Regions from separate parts of the Homo sapiens genome. Here region 1 is linked to region 2. A link is a loop called in an ENCODE intact Hi-C map of the cell type or tissue named here. Cell type or tissue: heart left ventricle. All regions are shown on one strand. Links, peaks and the distances in the headings refer to the core of each region. The heading gives the core; the rest is flanking DNA.

The links. A loop is a pair of places that touch in the nucleus more often than their neighbours do. Peaks named below come from ENCODE experiments on the same cell type or tissue, not always from the same donor. Only the 100,000 strongest peaks of a DNase experiment are listed, where the experiment ranks them.
Region 1: it touches region 2 in a loop (2.9-fold over the local background); 5 of 110 quality-filtered maps call a loop at or near these places.

Annotation. Positions count from the first base shown.
Region 1 is chr9:75,490,044-75,495,429 of GRCh38, forward strand. No RefSeq gene overlaps it. Among named protein-coding and RNA genes, the nearest start is that of PCSK5, 400 kb to the right of the region's middle. In heart left ventricle, for the core only: no CTCF peak of the experiment used is centred there; no DNase peak of the experiment used is centred there.
Region 2 is chr9:75,429,247-75,434,632 of GRCh38, forward strand. No RefSeq gene overlaps it. Among named protein-coding and RNA genes, the nearest start is that of OSTF1, 340 kb to the left of the region's middle. In heart left ventricle, for the core only: no CTCF peak of the experiment used is centred there; no DNase peak of the experiment used is centred there; H3K27ac peaks cover 3,173 bases.

The sequences.
Region 1 (5,386 bases), core at 321-5,320, 61 kb after region 2:
TAAGCATACCATTCTAGTCAAATGATCTATTTAAGTTGGCTGTTTGATTTATTTGTGAGATAATATCACATTTTAAAAGTTTCAGCACATACTGTTTTTTAAACTATTAATATTGTGTTCCTTCATATTTATGGAGCTATACTAGTCCTGAAGCTTTAATGCCACTCTACTCCTCCAAATACTGTATGTGTGCAGACATGAAAATAATTAGAGTATATTCAAATTAACTTTGTTTGGGGAACAGTGTGGCACCCTATGCCCATAGTTTAGTGCACATCATGTCGTATTTTCTGTCCTGTACCCTTTCTGCCTCTAGGAACAGCATTTTCCTCTCTTAGGAACTGCCTCTTCCCCAGATCCAACCATATGGTTACTCAGGATCCACCCTGGTCTTCCGTGATGCTGTCATACTCTGACCTCAAGTAATTTCTCTAGAAGCAGGCACATAGCCAGAGTTCAGCCAATAGGAATGCTTCCCCTGGGATTTTTGTGAAAGGAAGAGAGGAAGAGTCAGTTCTTCTCTAGAGATGGAAACTATTCATAAAATCAGGTTCCCTTGGCAGCCAGTTTTCCTCTCACTTGAAGGAAGCCTGTTTTTGGTGGCAGAAACTAAAGTGGACAGAAATGTGGGTCAGAGGTTAGCCTTGCCACAGTCAAGTCCTTGGCTCCAGCTGTTTCAGAAGCCAGGTGCATTTCTGCCTTTATCAAGTTGTGGTTGTTCAGATTTCCTTCAATTATATAAGACATACTCAGTATTGTACTGCAGGCTTACACATTTGCCTAAGCTAGTTTGATTGTGGTCTCTATCAGTTACAATGGAAAGCATCATGACTAAAGCAAATGGCTATAACTTCAATTTAAATTTGTTCAACACTTTCTGGGTAGTTTTGAGCCAAACCCTCCAAAGGAAGCAATGCAATATGAAGCCTTGTCCCTATCCTCTGTGAGTTTATGCTAAAGTAGGAGAGAGAATAATAATGATAATAACAACATGATAACAACCACCATGATATTTTGCACACTATGGGCATCTGCTAAGTCTTTTAAATGCATGATTTTATTTAATGCTTATAATAACTCTATCGTGTAACATCATCTCTTACTTTTGAAAATGCTATAATTAAGGCTCTGTAAGCTTGAGTCATACAGCAAGTTAAGGGTAAAGGCATAACTTGAACTCAGGATGGTTGGGTTTCTAGGTCCTTGCTCTTGTTCACTATACCTTACCTCTTATATCTAAAGAAAAATATGTTTGACTTAAAAATTAATTCACAGAAGGCAGAGATGACATTCATTTGTAGGATCTAGAGTTGTTTAATGGAGGATATGGACTTTGAGGGTAGCTATAGGATGTGATGGGGGCAGAAAACACAATCCACAGACCCCCTCCGTGCTTTGAGTGTACTCACAACTGAGACTGGTCCAGGATAAAAACAGGGGATAGCATCAATTCAAATACCTCTTAGGTTGCATCTTATACTTTTCATATTAGCTCATTTTTCCCCATTCAAGCTTGCCTTCCTAATGATTCTGCTAAGTGTAAGGAATTAACCTGCAATTCTAAAGAGTCACAGCTGGAAGGATTTCATTTTGGAGGCAGTGAGGCCAAGAAAATTTAGCAGTGTTGATTGAGCAGACCCATAAGTTATTGAGCTTGGAGGGAACATGTGCTTCCTGGACCGATGAGGTTTACATGACTGATAATGGCTTTATTGTGTTGCTATTGGGCAACTTGTGTGTTGAAAGCTTTGCTTTCTCTTTCCAGGCTCTTTGAAAGCAGGGGCTGATGCATCCTTCTGTCTCAGCACAGTGCCCCATCCACCTGACAGACACAAACAGCAATTTTTATGCACAGCAAGTCTGATCCCTGGAAATAACCTTAGAAGTTGTAAAACCAGGGATAATAATGATTTTTGTATACCCTGCTTCTCCCTTTCTAGGGTAGAGCAGACATGGCCATAGGTAACCCCAGCTCCCTTTATGAATATTTTGGATAAAAGCAACCTGCTGAGAAATCTCAGTAACCCTCCTTCACGGTTTTGTAGCAGTACTCCTAGGCCAGTGAGTTTCAACTGCTTTATAAGGAATGAATATTTATTATTTACAATGTATCAGACACTGAGTTAGAGACCTTATAGACCACCCGCTTAACTCTTAACACTTCACAGTAACACTGCAAAACTTGAGATTCAGAGAGGTTAAGAATCTTGCTCAAGGTCACACAGCCAGCAGATGGCAGAGTTAAAATTGGAATCTGCTTATATATGGCATAAAGCCAATGATGCCTTCACTTTAAGCTGTTGGTAGGCATGATTACCATTGTTTGGCTGGGAATAGTGAAACCTGGAAGTTAAATAATTTGAAAGGTCACCTTGCAACCCAGGAGTAGATATTATCTATATCCAGTCACAGCAGTGTGCTTTTGTCAGAGCAGACTTCTAAACAGTGTTACACGTCAGGTACTGGTCAGAAATAGAACATGCAGAAGTGAGAAAACACATTATTTGGAGAAAAAAACAAAGTCAAACTTCTAGAAAAATGCCTGAGAGTTTCCATTAAAAGCAACTTGAGGAATTATTGTTATTTACAGCTGGTTATCACCAAGATCCTTCCAAATTGGCCATTTATTTTTGAAGGTGTTAATGTCAGGCTCAAAATATGTCAACACTGGGAAACTTCAGAATAATCAGTTGGACAGATGATCTGTAGGCTTGTTGCACAGATACTCTTTGTGAAACAGACAGCTTCCTACTAGGACCTGGCAGGGAAGCAGCCTCTATTGCCATATTTTTCTGAAAACAGCCTGGGTAGTTTGAGGGGCAAGAATCATATACTGTATGTATCACCTAGAGATGATGATCTGTCCATTATGGCTTGTGGTTTTCTTTTACACTATTTGATGACCGTACTTAAAAGAACTGCATTTTTGCATGCATTGGATAAAGTGTCCAAGGCAAGCAATTAATGATACATCCATTTTAAATCTAATGTTAGAAGGAGAGGTATTCTAAAGTAACAAAGAAATAAAAAGCTCCCACTAAGAAATAACTAGGGTATATCACCTTGGGACTAAAATGCCGTTGAAGATTCACATAGGCTAAATTGTAAACATCTGGATATCATACGGCTAGCCTTGTACTTTCTTAAAAGTTTCTAACTTTAGTAATGTGGACAAATAATCTATGTGGCTTAAGATTTTCTCTATGTCAAGAAAAGTTTCTGTCTTAGGCTTAATAACCATGAAATAAATGTCAAATCGTATCAGATAATGCTGTGTGTCTCCTGGGTTAAAGCAATGCTTATAATATTCAGAGCAACATCGATGATCCTTTTCTAAATTGGCTGCCATAGAAGTTTTGTGGGGAACTTCAGTGAGCCTGGGGCTCTTCCTACACCCTTTGGGTCTAGTAACTAGGTCCTGGTAAAGCTGTGTGGACTTAAAAAAACATAGGATCCTAGACTGCTCCTTGGGGAAAATATGTAACAACAGTATGTAGCATTACTTGGGCTTCTTTTCTCTATCAGTCAGAATTGGATAAACAATGCTGCAGAACAATGCTGCAGTAACAATCACCTAAATTTATGTGGCTTTCTACAATAAAAAACTGTTTCTTGCTTATGTCATCATCTGTGTCAGGCTGGATGGCTTCTCTAGGCAGCTTTCTTCAGGCAGTGACTCAGGTATCTGGGTTTCTTCCACTGTATGTCTCTATCACTGGGCATGTTCCAATGCCTGTTTCATGGATGGGACAAAGAAGGTGTTTACAATCACATGGATACTTTAAAGGCCAAGCCCAGAAGTGGCATATCTTATTTCTACCTATGTTCCAGAGACTAGAATTTAGTCACATTCACAACCTAACTGCAAGAGAGCCCCAAAATTGTAAAATGTAGAACATACGAGTGGGAAAAGAAATTTTACATTTCAGCTACTTTGTTTTCTGGGGCTTGGGATAGAAGAATGGGGATAGAAGTAGACAGGAGGGAGCTTTTGGTTAGATTGGTGACAGGTCATTGTAGGAAGAAAGGACATGTTAAACCCAGTAATACTGTAGAAATCAACACTCAAATACCAAATCTTTAAAACACCACTTTGGATGCTGAAGCCTTAGCAATGCTAAGATTGGCAAGCTAGATTCTAAAAAACAAGAAACAAACAAACAAAAAATCTTTCCATCTTGTCTGGTCAAATGGGTCAAGGTAAGGAATATTGTGATAGTGTAACGATTACCATTAAGTTTGTTTTGGGGGCTTTTGGTCATAGTATATCGTTATACATAAATATAATCTAATCAGTTAGAAAATCTAAGAAAACAAAACTTGGGTAGAGCAAGATTTGGTATTATAGGCAATAGTATTAACAATTGTTGTATACACCTGTTGTTTGCTATCCAGAATCCATTTCCCTTTCTTTTTTTACTGTGGTAAAACACATACACACACATAACATGAGATCTACCCTCTTAACAAATTTTGAAGTGTACAGTACAGCACTGTTAACTATATGTACAGTGTGTCCAGCAGATCTCCAGAACGTTTTCATCTGTAATGACTAAAACATTATACCCATTGAACAGCAACTGCCCATTTCCCCCTCCCTCTAGCCCCTGGCAACTACCATCCTACTTTCTGTTTCTATGAGTTTTGACTCTTTTAAATTTCTCATGTAGGTGGAATCAAGCAGTATTTGTCCTTCTGTGACTGAATTATTTCACTTAGCATAATGTCCTGCGGCTCATCTATGTTGAAGTATATGACAAGATTTTCTTTTTTTAAGGCTTAATAATATTCCATTATATGTATATACAGCATTTTCTTAATCTATTCATCTGTCAATAGACATTTAGGTTGTTTCCAGCTCTTGAATACTGTGACTAATGCTGAAATGAACATGGAGTGTAAATATCTCTTCCACATTTTGTTTTCAATCCTTTCAGATAAATGTTCAGAAGTGAGGTTGCTGGATCATGTGGTAGTCCTACATCAAACTAAAAAGCTTCTTTCTGTGCAGCAAAGAAAACAATCAACAGGATGAAAAGGTAACCTCTGAAAAATATTTGCAATATACCCTATACATGATAAGGCACTAATACCCGAAAATATAAACTACTACAACTCAATAGCAAAATAACCAAATAACCCAATTAAAAAATGGGCAAAGAATTTGAGTAGACATGTCTCCACAAAAGACACACAAATTGCTAATAGGTATATGAAAAGATGTTCAATATTACTAGTCATCAAAACCACAGTGAGGTATCTTACCTCATATCTATTGGGATGGTCATTATAGACAAACCAACCAACAAACAAATCTAGAAAATAATGTGTTGGCAAGGATATGGAGAGATAGGAACGCTTGTGCATTGTTGGTGCGATTCTAAAA
Region 2 (5,386 bases), core at 207-5,206:
TTACCTTTTCCTCATTAAAAAATTGGTCTAGGTGTTAGCAGGCCAAATTTCCCCTTTTCTGTCCCTTGGCCTAAATTTTTTTTTTTTTTTTTAAAGAACCAGGGTTCTTCCAGAATGCAAACAGACCTCAGTGAACCAATCCATTCCATCATGAATGTTCACCATATTCTTGATGCAAGACATTCCCTGCCTTGATCCATATCCAGCAGCTCTTATTTTTCTTCTTGGAACCATTATCTAATAAAATGTGTATAATTGTGTGTGCGTGTGTTTGTGTGATGCATGGAGGAACAGAGAGCAAGGGTGAGAGGGTAAAACAAAACAATGCTTTGAAGAAGGTAGTATCCTCTTTATTCTCTCCTATCTTCATTTGTCCAACAGAAATACAGAGCTGAGTCTTAGGGGAGCTGAGTTCTGCTAAAACCTATTAATTCCCAGTAACATGGACCAGTCACTCAGCTTCAATGTATTTTCGTTTCCCCTTTTGCAAGGTCGGGGTAGCACATGGAATCAAATGAGATGTGAGGCCGAATTTGAAAAGCAAAGGAAGCCAGTACTCTGCACAATGCCTTTAGGACTTTCTACTATTGCCCTCTATTTTTCTATAATTCCAGCAGCTGACTTGGGATGCTGGGATAGGAAAAGGCAGAGGGGGAAAAATAGAATCCTAGACAGTGGAGCATTGTTTATTTTACAGGAGAGACACTCCCTCTGGTACCAGGACTGCCTTCTGTTTCTAGCTCACACAACCATATCATCAAGCTCTCTGCAGTGAGAGTATTCTTACAAGGGCTTTGAATTCTTCTAATCTTATCTTCCCCTCAATAAATCAATTCTTTGTCCAGGTGTTTCTCCATCCCCTGGTGGTGTTTCATACTACTTGCTTCTGTGATTATCAACCAAAGTTGGGTTTGCTAATGCAATGTCCTTTGTCCTACACAAGCTGCTCTCTAACCAGCCTCAGACTTTCAGTATCATACTCTAGTAAAGCAGACAGGCCCTGTGTTTTCTCTAGGGATTCTGGAGGGGTCACAAAAACATGCATAAATCAAATTATTCCAAAGCAGTCTTAAGAAAAACAATGATTATTTGGTTTTTTTTCTTCTAACTCAGTATGGACCTCCTATTTTTGGAAGCTAGGAAACTAAGCTATTTCTTGTCTTCTCTTTTGTAAGAAATATCAGAATAGGAAGTGGAAAAGCAGCTGAGAACTCAAATTCTGGCTTCATAATTTACTGACTGCTGTTCAGTTTTTAACCTCTTTGAACCTTAGTTGTGTCATATATAATAAATTTAATAGTATATATCTTATAAGGTTGTTTTGAAGCCTTAAACAAGTGGCATAGATGTATACAAAAGGACAAGAAGTAATCTACTGGATACCTAACACATTTCTTTTTTTTATCTTCAATTTTTATTTTAAATTCTGTGGTACATGTGCAGGGTGTACAGGTTTGTTGCATAGGTAAACGTGTGCCAAGGTGGTTTGCTGCAGAGATCAACCCATCACCTTGGTATTAAGCCCAGTATCCATTAGCTATTTATCCTGATGCTCTCCTTCCCCCAATCCCTCTCCCCAACAGGCCCCAGGGTATGCTGTTCCCCTCCCTGTGTCCATGTGTTCTCATCGTTCAGCTCCTACTTATAAGTGAGAACATGTGGTGTTTGGTTTTCTGTTCCTGCCTTCGTTTGCTGAGGATAACAGCTTCCAGCTCCATCCATGACCCTGCAAAGAACAAAATCTTATTCCTTTTCATGGATGCATAGTATTCCATTGTGCATATGTACCATGTTTTCTTTATCCATTCTATCATTGACGGGCATTTGGGTTGATTCCATGTCTTTGATATTGTGGATAGTGCTGCAATGAACATATGCTTGCATGCCTACCCAGTAATGGGATTTCTGGGTCAAATGGTATTTCTGTCTCTTACCTAGCACATTTCAATATGCAAGTTAAGTTTTAAATTCTGTCTTTCCTACTGATTTACACAAAACACTCAATTTCCACAAAATTCAGAAAGCAAGTAGTAATAATGCACATTGGAGAGAGTAACTATTTGCAGGGTCACACAATATTTGCAAATATCATTCTAAGTGATTGCTTGTTTATGTGTGTGGAGGTGTTCTAGCTCTTAGTCTAACTAATTCAGAGCAGAATGTTCCACTTTTGATTGAACTTGGATTTTCAAATTTTCTACTTTAGCAAAATAAGTGACAAAGATTCATCTTGCTCATTCAAAGGAGATTAAATCATCTTTGGCATGCTTATGTTGGCTCTTCTCTGAAGAAGGAGGGAGTGAGTTTCCTTCCCACTTCCCAACACAAATCATCAGGGTATACCCCAAGGAGGTGGCTGGCAAAAATGTAAAATCAGACTGCTTGTGTTTTGAAGCTCATGGATCCTCTAGAGGCAGTTAGGTAGCACTCCTAGATGGTGGAGGGGTAGCCCTCTTGAGCACCAAAAGTGTGTAGTAAGGTTCATTTTGTTTCAGGGATTAATGAGGAAAGCTTCCAGATATTAGGGAAAAAAGAAGTCGTGGATCCCAGGGAAGGAACAGTCAGTGGCTCTGTGTCCACCATGGGCTGAAACTCGACCTGCTATGATGGGGCTGGGAAGTGGGTGTTATCTTTGAAGGGATGGCTGCCCAGGAAAAAGCTGAGCATTCAGGGCTATGATTCTGGGAACCAAAGAATTGTGGATCAAAGGTACTCTTGAGGGAATAAGATCACTTTTCCATGGAGATCTGGAGTGGACTCTGTAGGGACTTGGATGGGCCGCAAGCCTGGGTGATGATGGAGGACCACCACCATGTGGCAGGGAGAGCAGGGGTAGCTGTGGGCAGATCAGACACCAGGGTCTGTCTTTTCCAGATGTGGATGTCAGAATCAGCCCAACTCTCTTTTTTTTTTTTTTGGAGCTCTAAACTCCTAGGCCTTTTAAATGTTTTCAAAACGGTAACAAGGGGGAGGGTACCAGCCATTCTACTAATTTGGCAAGGGGGACTCAAGACAGATTTATTTAGGGAAAATGAAAGACATGTGATGTTAATTTTTTCTTGAAAGTAGGGAGCAGACCCATTTACATGGGTCTGCATTAGCATTTGCTTGATTTTTCCTTTTGCCCAATAGTTCAAGTTATTATTTTTTGATCTGTTTCTTTTTATTTTCCATAAGAAATACAACAAATTATAGAATGGCTGATTATCTGGCAGACAGATTGGATTGGGGAAGCAGGACATGTTCTTATTGCCAGTTATGGCTTGTCTTTCACCATTCCTGGTCATGGGTTGTGACCTGTGCCCTCAGCTTTTGCTGGGAAATTGCTCTTGTCAACCACATGAGTAGCTGTGTCTTGCTGCTCTCCCTCGCATGTCTCAGTGCCAGTATGTTCAGAGGAAATTCTTTTGTTCTTCATACAGAAACCATATTGTATTGTTAACATACCTTTTTCTATTAGGTTGCAAATTGCCCTGTCTTATTGGGCATACTTGTGTTGCTATCACTAAATATATTGAGTCTCCTAGGAAAGAAATATCTGAAAGACAAATAAGTGGGGTTATTTTGTGAATAATTTATTAGGCTACAAATAACATTGGCTGGCAATGGGAGAAAGAATGCCTTCTCACAAATAAAATATCAATTGCAAGTGTGGCAAGGCAGGGATAGTCTTTGCTGCTGAGGGGCATAATGAATGATTCTATTTTGCAGTTGTTTCTAAAATGTAAGCATTTTCAAATCAGTGTTGCAGTGTTTGGTCTCAGGAGAGCAGTGAGAATTTCTAAAGATGGTCTCATTTTCCAAGTACAAATTGTTCAGAAAGGAACATTGTGTTCTGCATGTTGGCCAGACTAGTTTTGTCATTTGAGAAGAGCATAGACTTGTTGACTTAAAAAGGTCAGTGATGCTACTCTCACTTGTTATATGACCTTGGTCAAGTCACAGAACTTCTCTGTTTCTTTCTGTTTTATTTTGTTTTACTCTGTTTAATTTGGACTTTGGGTAGCCCAAGGTCCTTTTCAGAACTCTACAAAATCTGTTCCATTGACAGAGACAGAAAACATTCTTTTAGGACTTTTGCACTTATCACTTACTTAGGCTTCTGAATCATAAAAGTTTGGATCCTCTCATCTTCCTCCCCTTTCCAAATGCTTGGGGCTAATTGTAAGGAGCAGTAGACTTACAGGTTCATATTCTGAGCTTCTAAGAACCTGTTGGCAAAGTGAGGAGACAATGTTTGTCCTCCTTAACTCTAGGAGGTGAGACTGAGTAGCTCTGGGGTGGACATCCAGGGAGCACTCTGTGAAGCCAGGGCAGGGGCTTCAGGATGCATGACAGCCCCACAAGGACTTGAGAGGGCCATTTTACCTTCTGAACCTCAAGGAGGACATGGGACAGTGATGCTTGAACAAAACAAGATATTAAAATTTCAACACTCTTAGAAGAGAGAAATACAAAATAACCAATTGCCTTTATCGTTTTGTCTTTTTAAGCATCTGATTTTCTTCCTCCTTCCCATGTCATAGCTGGGGGAGATGAAAGGAGTCTGGGGGAAGGAAGTCTTTAGTATTTACTAATCTCCATGTTCTGGGTACTAGACCAGACATTTAACCACAAGGTTTGATTTAATTCTTGCAATATCTCTTTGAAGTAGCTCCAGTTATAATCCCCACATCACAGATGAGAAAACTGTGGCTTAGAGCATTAATGCCACTTGCCCAAATCACACAATTAGTAGGAGGCAGCAGAAGATTGAAACCTTATCTGTGTCAATCCTTGATTTTGCATTTTACTCCAGTATTTTCCCTTTTCATTATGTTTTTCTCCACGTATTTGGTAACCCTCTTTTCCCCAGTGACTCTTGTCCCTTACTTACTCTGATCCTCATTTTGTTTTCCCAAAGATCAACATTCCTAAATCTCTCCTTGCCTCTTCCCTTCCCTCCTTACCAGGCTGGCTGGCCAATCCAATAAACTCATTTCCATGAAAGGGCTTAGTAACACACAAAGCCACAGCATTTTACTCTTCTGGCATAAATTCTTTTATAATTCTCAGGTTCCTTGGGAGACAAGAGCTGGTGGACGATGCTGGCAACCATAATATTAGTCCAGCTCATTGAGCCCACAAAAAGTGTGTGGGTATTTTCAGTGATACCTTGGGGGAGGTCCCCTTTAGTCAAGAATGGTGTGTCTTCCTGCACAGGAGACTATGAGAGGGTGTGAAATAAAGGTTTCCTTCTCTCTTTGGTGTGAGCACACATATAAAAGGCCCTGTGAGCAAGGTCAAGGGATTTGACCAATAATAGCATTTCTTCATTGATTTCACTGTTGTTCTAGATAAGAATCCATACACTTACATTAGGGTAGAACGTCTCCATCTCTGGTCT